Linked DNA regions of Homo sapiens: region 1 is linked to region 2. The links are chromatin contacts, found by Hi-C or POLR2A ChIA-PET in ENCODE. All regions are on one chromosome and are shown on one strand. Each heading gives the region's core, a stretch centred on a gene start or an enhancer-like site at or near the end of the contact. The rest is flanking DNA. Distances are from core to core; before and after follow the strand shown. Region 1 holds the start of NDUFS5 (NADH:ubiquinone oxidoreductase subunit S5). Region 2 overlaps MACF1 (microtubule actin crosslinking factor 1).

Region 1 (3,559 bases), core at 835-3,334, 370 kb after region 2:
CGTGAGATGGAGTCTCCGTCTGTTACCCAGGCTGCAGCGCATGGTGCAATCTTGGCTCACTGCAACCTCCTCCTCCAGGGTTCAAGCGATTCTCCTGCCTCAGCCTCCCAAGTAGCTGGGACTACAGGTGCGCACCACCACGCCCAGCTAATTTTTGTATTTTTAGTAGAGATGGGGTTTCAGCATGTTGGCGAGGCTGGTCTTGAACTCCTGACCTCAGGTGATCCGCCCGCCTTGGCCTCCCAAAGTGCTGGGATTACAGGTGTGAGCCACTGCACCTGGCCTAAATTTTTTTTTTAAATCAGCCACTTGTGGGCCAGGCGCGGTGGCTCATGCCTGTAATCCCAGAACTTTGGGAGGCCAAGGCGGGTGGATTACCTGAGGTCAGGAGTTCAAGACCAGCCTGGCCAATATGGTGAAATCCCGTCTCTACTAAAAATACAAAAAAATTAGCTGGGCGTGTTGGCACATGCCTGTAATCCCAACTATTCGGGAGGCTGAGACAGGAGAACTGCTTGAACTGGGGAGACAGAGGTTGCAATAAGCCAAGATCCGCCATTGTACTCCAGCCTGGGCGACAGAGCGAGACTCTGTCTCAAAAAAAAAAAAAAAAAAAAAAGAAGAAGAAGAAAAAAAGAATTTGGATCCTTTGGTCAGGTTCTCTGTCTCAAAAAAAAAAAAAAAAAAAAAAAAAGGCACTTGTGGTGGTATGTGCGCCTGTAGTCCCAGCTACTCCTAAGGCTGAGGCAGGAGACTGAGGCCAGGAGTTCAAGGCTTCAGTGAGCTATGACCTGGCCACTGCACTCCATCCTGGGCAACAAAGCGAGATCCTGTCTCAAAAAAAAAAAAAAACCAGAGCGAAAGAAATGGGTTAAGACTTACTTTGTAGACTATTACAGACAGTAGGGAAAAAAATTTACATGCAAATACATAATAATGTTAAATGTAAAAACACACACACAAAAACAAACCCTGACTGCCTAAAATGACTGAAAGGAAGCGCGCGCACACCCACAAATATCAATATAAATGTGTACTCATGGTAGATTTAAAGGTGAATTTAGTTGGGCGCAGTGGCTCACGCCTGTAATTCCAGCACCTTGGGAGGCCGAGGCGGGCGGATCACCTGAGGCCGCGAGTTCAAGACCAGCCTGACCAACATGGCGAAACCCTCTCTCTACTAAAAAAATACAAAATTAGCCGGGCGTGGGGGCGCATGCCTGTAATCCCAGCTACTCGGGAGTCTCAGGGAGGAGAATCGCTTGAATCCGGGAGGCAGAGGCTGCAGTGAGCCGAGATCGCGCCACTCTGCACTCCAGCCTGGGCAACAAGAGCGAAACTCCATCTCAACAAAAAGGTGAATTTAACTTCTTAAGTTCCTTCCCATCCCTCAGTCATCATTTACTGAGTAGTTACGTTCCAGGCACTCAGATGCGGGGGAAAGCAGCTCCAACGTAAGCACCAGAGACACACACTCGGAATTGCGAATACACTGCAAGGAACACGAGTGGGTAAGAGCTCGAAGGAGGAAGCACGAACTCTGCCCGGAGACTTGAAAATGCCTTTAACATGGCTTGCGAGTTCGCCAAGTGAAGATCAGTGGGCAGAGTGTTCCAGTTGGGCAACAGCCCGGAGTTACAGCCGGAAGTGCTGGCTATGTTTGGGGGACAATGGAGCGCAGCGTGCATGACGGTGAAAAGAATGAAATGAGCTCAGGAGGCCGGCGGGGCCGAAATCACGCAGAGCCTGGAAAGCTGGGATAAGGATCGTAGACTTTAGGTTAAGAAACAGAAAGCCAAAACATTAGTCCGGCAAAAACCTAAACAAATGTGGAAAGTGGAGAGAGCGGCAATCTCCAGGCTTCGGTGCCATTAGCTGTGGAGGTGAAGCGGCCTGGGAGGGCAGGGAACACGCCCTGAGTTCAGGTCTGGGAGAAGGGGACACACAGCAAGCCAAGAGGAAATCTGTTAAAGAGACCTCGGAAGGAAGGTCCTTAAGCTAAGCTGCCGCGCGGACATAAGCAGCCCCTACCTACCCGATGCTCGTGCCCTTGACTCTTCTCTGGCCGCCGCTTCAGAACGACTAGCTAGCGACGCGGACGCCTGCCGTAAAGGATGACCTCAGCGAGACGTTTGCAGCGCGACGCCGGAAGCCGACCTTCCCTCAGCCGTCTCCCCACAAAACCATAGAAACCGAGCCCGTTGGCCTGGTACGGTGGCTGACGTCTGCAATCCCAGCACCTTGGAAGGCTGAGGGAGGAAGATCACTTCAGCCCAGGAGTTCGAAAACAGCCTGGGCAACATGGCGAAACTCCCCTCTCTACAAAAAATAAAAAATTAGCCGGGCGAGGTGGTGCATGCCTGTGGTTCCAGCTACTCAGGAGGTTGAGGTGGGAGGATCCCTTGAGCCCAGGAGATTGAGGCTGTAGTGAGCCATGATCACACCATTCCATTGCATTCCAGCCCTGGCAACAGAGCAAGACCTTATCTCAGGGGGAGAGTGAGAGAGAGAGGATGAAGAAGAGAGAGAGGAGGTAGAGAGAGAGAAAGGAAAAAAAACCCAAACCCATCAATTACAGAGACACAGGGAAGGCCTAGCCATTAGTGAGTTCTTGCTCCTTTCTTGCACTCTGCCTAGCATGCTCACGACAACACTGAGTGGTGAGAGACTTCACCAAAGTCACAGGAGAGAAAGAACACTGGCTCCCTGCCTACCCACTAGTGGTTAAGCACATGGACTATGAGCCCAAACCACCACGTGGGGTCAAATGTAGGCCCCCAGCCGGGCGCAGTGGCTCAGGCCTGTAATCCCAGCACTATGGGAGGCCGAGGTGGGCGGATCACAAGCTCAGGAGATCGAGACCATCCTGGCCAATATGGTGAAACCCTGTCTCTACTAAAAATACAAAAATTAGCTGGGTGTGGCAGCGAGTGCCTGTAATCCCAGCTAGTGGGGGGAGGCCGAGGCAGGAGAATCGCTTGAATCCGGGAGGCGGAGGTTGCAGTGAGGTGAGATCGCGCCACTGGACTCCAGCCTGGCGACAGAGCTAGATTCAGTCTCAAAAAAAAAAAAAAAAAAAAAAAAAAAAAAAAAAAAAAGTAGGCCCCCACCAATTTCGTGTGACTCTAGGAAAGTTTCTTAACTTCATTGTGCCTCAGTCTCCTCGTCTGTTAAGATAATTATGGTATTCACAATGGAGGCTTGCTATAGGGATTAACTGATTTATGTATAAAGCACTGAGGCGGTGGCTAGCACATGGGAAACATTCCAAGGCAGTCGCAGTTCTTTGATGTCTCAGCTTTCAGTTTGTGAATCAACTGCTACCATGCCTGTCATCTGTTCCAGAACCTCCAATGACTCCCTTTGACTACATCAGAGACTCTAAAGTGTTGTGTGTATGTCTTTGGGGGGTGGACCACAGGGTGCATGAGATATTATACATTGGAGGTATGGGAGGAAAATACTAGAACATATATATATATATATATATATATATATATATATATATATATATAAATATATATATATATAATTATTACTTTTGAGACAGATTCTCACT
Region 2 (3,076 bases), core at 365-2,864:
AATCCTAAAGGTATGATTTACCAATATTTGTATTTTACAGTTAAAGTAAGTAAGATTCAGAGAGGTTAAGTAATTTCCCTGAAGGTCACTCAGCTAGTAAATGATAGAGCCAGGATTCAAACCTGGATACTTCTGACTAGAACTTGTATTCAGTTTTTTTCACTACACCAAACTGTCAACTAATTGAGTAAGTAGCAATGACTCTGTGCATAAGAAGTAGCACATTTCTTTCTTAGTTTTGCCCTCTTATACTGAAAAAAGATTGTGTTCCCTTAACATATACTAACTAGCAGAGAAGGAAGGAAGCCCAGAAGAAAGATGGAGAACTGAGGAAATCAGGCTAAGATTAGAATTTCTTCAGGACACACAAGGATATATACCTCAAGTCTTGCAGAGTAGATAGCATTTTGAATCCTAGAGCTCACATGGCTTATGAGAAATAAAGAATGTTCATCCAGTCAGTCAAATATTGTCTCATCTCCAACTGTGTATATACCAATATGCTAACTACATTAAGGGACACAAAAGTGAATTAACTGAGGGGATAGGACAAATGGATATAATCAGAAAATGTCAAAATTAGGTGGTATGTGATAAAAGCCAAGTGAGTTATACATTGTAAATGATTAAGAGATCAGGAGTAGTGAGCTGGGGAGATCAAAAGCCTTTATAAGGCCGGGCATGGTGGCTCACGCCTATAATCCCAGCACTTTGGGAGGCCGAGGTGGGTGGATCACCTGAGGTCAGGAGTTCGAGACCAGCCTGGCCAACGTGGCGAAACCCTGTCTCTACTAAAAATACAAAAAAATTAGCCAGGCAAGATGGTGCGTGCCTGTAATCCCAGATACTTGGGAGGCTGAGGCAAGAGAATCGCTTGAACCTGGGAGTCAGAAATTGCAGTGAGCCGAGATCGCACCACTGCACTCCAGCCTGGGTGACAGAGCCAGAATCCATCTCAAAAAAAAAAAAAAAAAAAAAGCTTTATAAAGAAGTGGACTTGAGCTATGACTTCAGAAATCAAATACCTAAAATGTATAAGGAGTGTCTGGGGTAACTGGATGTAGTGTATGGTCTATATAGGAAATAACACTGGAAAGATAGTGGGGATCAAATACATCCAAGACTGGAGACACAGAAATAGGCTAGTTCTGAAGGATACAACCATTTATCAGATCAGATGGCCTTCGAATTGCTTTGGGGGAAGGATAAGCACTTACAGAAAGAACTGTGAATACAGACAGAAGGTCAGGAAATCATTTTGGAGATGAAAATTTTAGAGGGCTATAGCATAATTTATGTCTGTTTTTTTCCCATAGGAACCATGTATGTATATGCTAGCTATCCAATCACACCAGCTCTCTGCATTCTTAACAGAGGGTCCTTTGTTCCAAACAGTAAGGCTCAAAAGAAACATAGTCTGATAAAATCACACTGAGATCAGTACTCCCAGCTGGTGCAAGGGCTGATGCCATTCCATAACACACCCTACAGGAAGCAGCCTGAGATACACAGCTGATTGATTTCCACAGCAGGAGCCTTGTGGCAGTGTGGGGTGGGGACTGGTCAGGCATAGAGAAAATTCTTCAGTCGCTGACTCAGATTAGTTCCCCAAGATCCTGACTCTATCTGTGTAAGTCACTCCCGGAAGCAACACTATTTCTTAACTAATTTTCTTAAAAGGAGAGGAAAACCACAGAAGCACCCCCAGCGAGTGGAACTATTTAATCAGTTAACTCTTACTTGTCATGGGATCTGAAGATGGCAAAAATCAAATTCCCTAGCTTTCTAGAAGTAAGCTGAATAATTCTTTCATTGTAAGGGGCCGTCATCCTGTGTATTGTAGGTTGTTTCGCAGCACTTACTAGATGCCAGTAGCAGCTTTTCCAGTCATAACAATAAAAAATGTCTCTGGGCCAGGCACTGTGGCTCATTCCTGTAATACCAGCACTCTGAGAGGCTGAGGTAGGCAGATCATTTGAGCTCAGGAGTTCAAGGCCGGCCTTGGCAACATGGTGAAACTCTATCTCTACAAAAAATACAAAAATTAGCCAGGAATGGCAGCATGCACCTGTAATTCCAGCTACTTGTGGGGCTGAGGCAGGAGGATCACTTGAGACTGGGAGGTCGAGGCTGCAGTGAGCCATGATTGTGCCACTGCACTCTAGCCTGGGTGATGGGAGTGAAACTGTTTAAAAAAAAAAAAAAAAAAAGGAGTGGCGGGGAGTGGGAGTCTCTGCAAAGCTATGCTTGGTTGACAACCACTGGTGTAGCATAAACTTTGGTGCCAAACAGACCTTCCCAATCCCAACTCTAATATTTACTTGCTATGTGGCTCGAACAAGTTATTTTAACCTCTTCAAGTCTTAAGTTTTCTTATCTGCAAAATAGGATTTTAAATGTCTGATTTAGAGTTTTTTTCAGAGATCATTTAGACTCAGATCTTTCTTACTGCATTTACCACTACATCAGTACCACTGTAATTCTCTGTATCTGTTTCCCTTACTATAGATGGTCTCTGACTTAACAATGGTTCAACTGAAGATTTTTCAACTTTATGATGGTGAAAGTGATATGCATTCAGTAGAAACCATACTTCAAGTACCCAATCATTCAGTTTCTCTATTTCAGTACAATATTCAATAAATTACATGAGCGAGTCAGCACTTTATTATAAAATAGGCTTTCTGATAGATGATTTTGCCTAACTGTAGGCTAATGTAAGTGTCTGAGTATGTTTAAGGTAGGCTAAGCTGAGCTATGATGGTCAGTAGCTACTTTTTTTTTTTTTTGGAACGAAGTTTCGCTCGTTGCCCAGGCTGGAGCGCAATGGCATGATCTCAGCTCACTGCAACCTCTGCCTCCCGGGTTCAAGCAATTCTCCTGCCTCAGCCTCCTGAGTAGCTGGGATTACAGGCGCTCGCCACCACGCCCGGCTAATTTTTGTATATTTAGTAGAGACCGGGTTTCACCATGTTGACCAGGCTGGTCTTGAACTTCTGACCTCAGGTGATCCACCCACCTCGGCCTCCCAAAGTGCTGAGATGACAGGCATGAGCCACCATACCCGGCTGTCAGT

Evidence for each region. Hi-C counts contacts between places; a loop is a spot of excess contacts on that map. ChIA-PET counts read pairs that join two places held with the same protein, here RNA polymerase II (POLR2A). Pooled maps may share reads with other maps.
Region 1: a loop to region 2 is called in a map of CD8-positive, alpha-beta T cell, with 3 times the contacts of the local background. The contact joins the promoter of NDUFS5 here to the enhancer-like site in region 2. A Hi-C loop is called at or near these places in 3 of 168 maps with a recorded cell type or tissue (CD8-positive, alpha-beta T cell, gastrocnemius medialis and naive thymus-derived CD4-positive, alpha-beta T cell) and 8 of 50 pooled maps. POLR2A ChIA-PET finds 5 or more read pairs at or near these places in 6 of 52 experiments (GM12878, HEK293, WTC11 and 2 more).

Annotation. Positions count from the first base shown.
Region 1 is chr1:39,024,875-39,028,433 of GRCh38, reverse strand. NDUFS5 (NADH:ubiquinone oxidoreductase subunit S5) reads right to left here and starts at 2,084. Exons shown (of 3, transcript NM_004552.3): 1 at 2,032-2,084. RefSeq lists a silencer at 35-200 and enhancers at 971-1,556, 1,557-2,143, 2,003-2,252.
Region 2 is chr1:39,397,274-39,400,349 of GRCh38, reverse strand. The region is part of intron 58 of MACF1 (microtubule actin crosslinking factor 1); the gene reads right to left. Among named protein-coding and RNA genes, the nearest start is that of BMP8A, 93 kb to the left of the region's middle. Within about 2 kb of position 1,614, at least 33 of the 41 ENCODE cell types and tissues checked have a DNase peak (open chromatin) inside an H3K27ac peak, as active enhancers do; they include GM12878 and gastrocnemius medialis, where a contact is called at or near this core.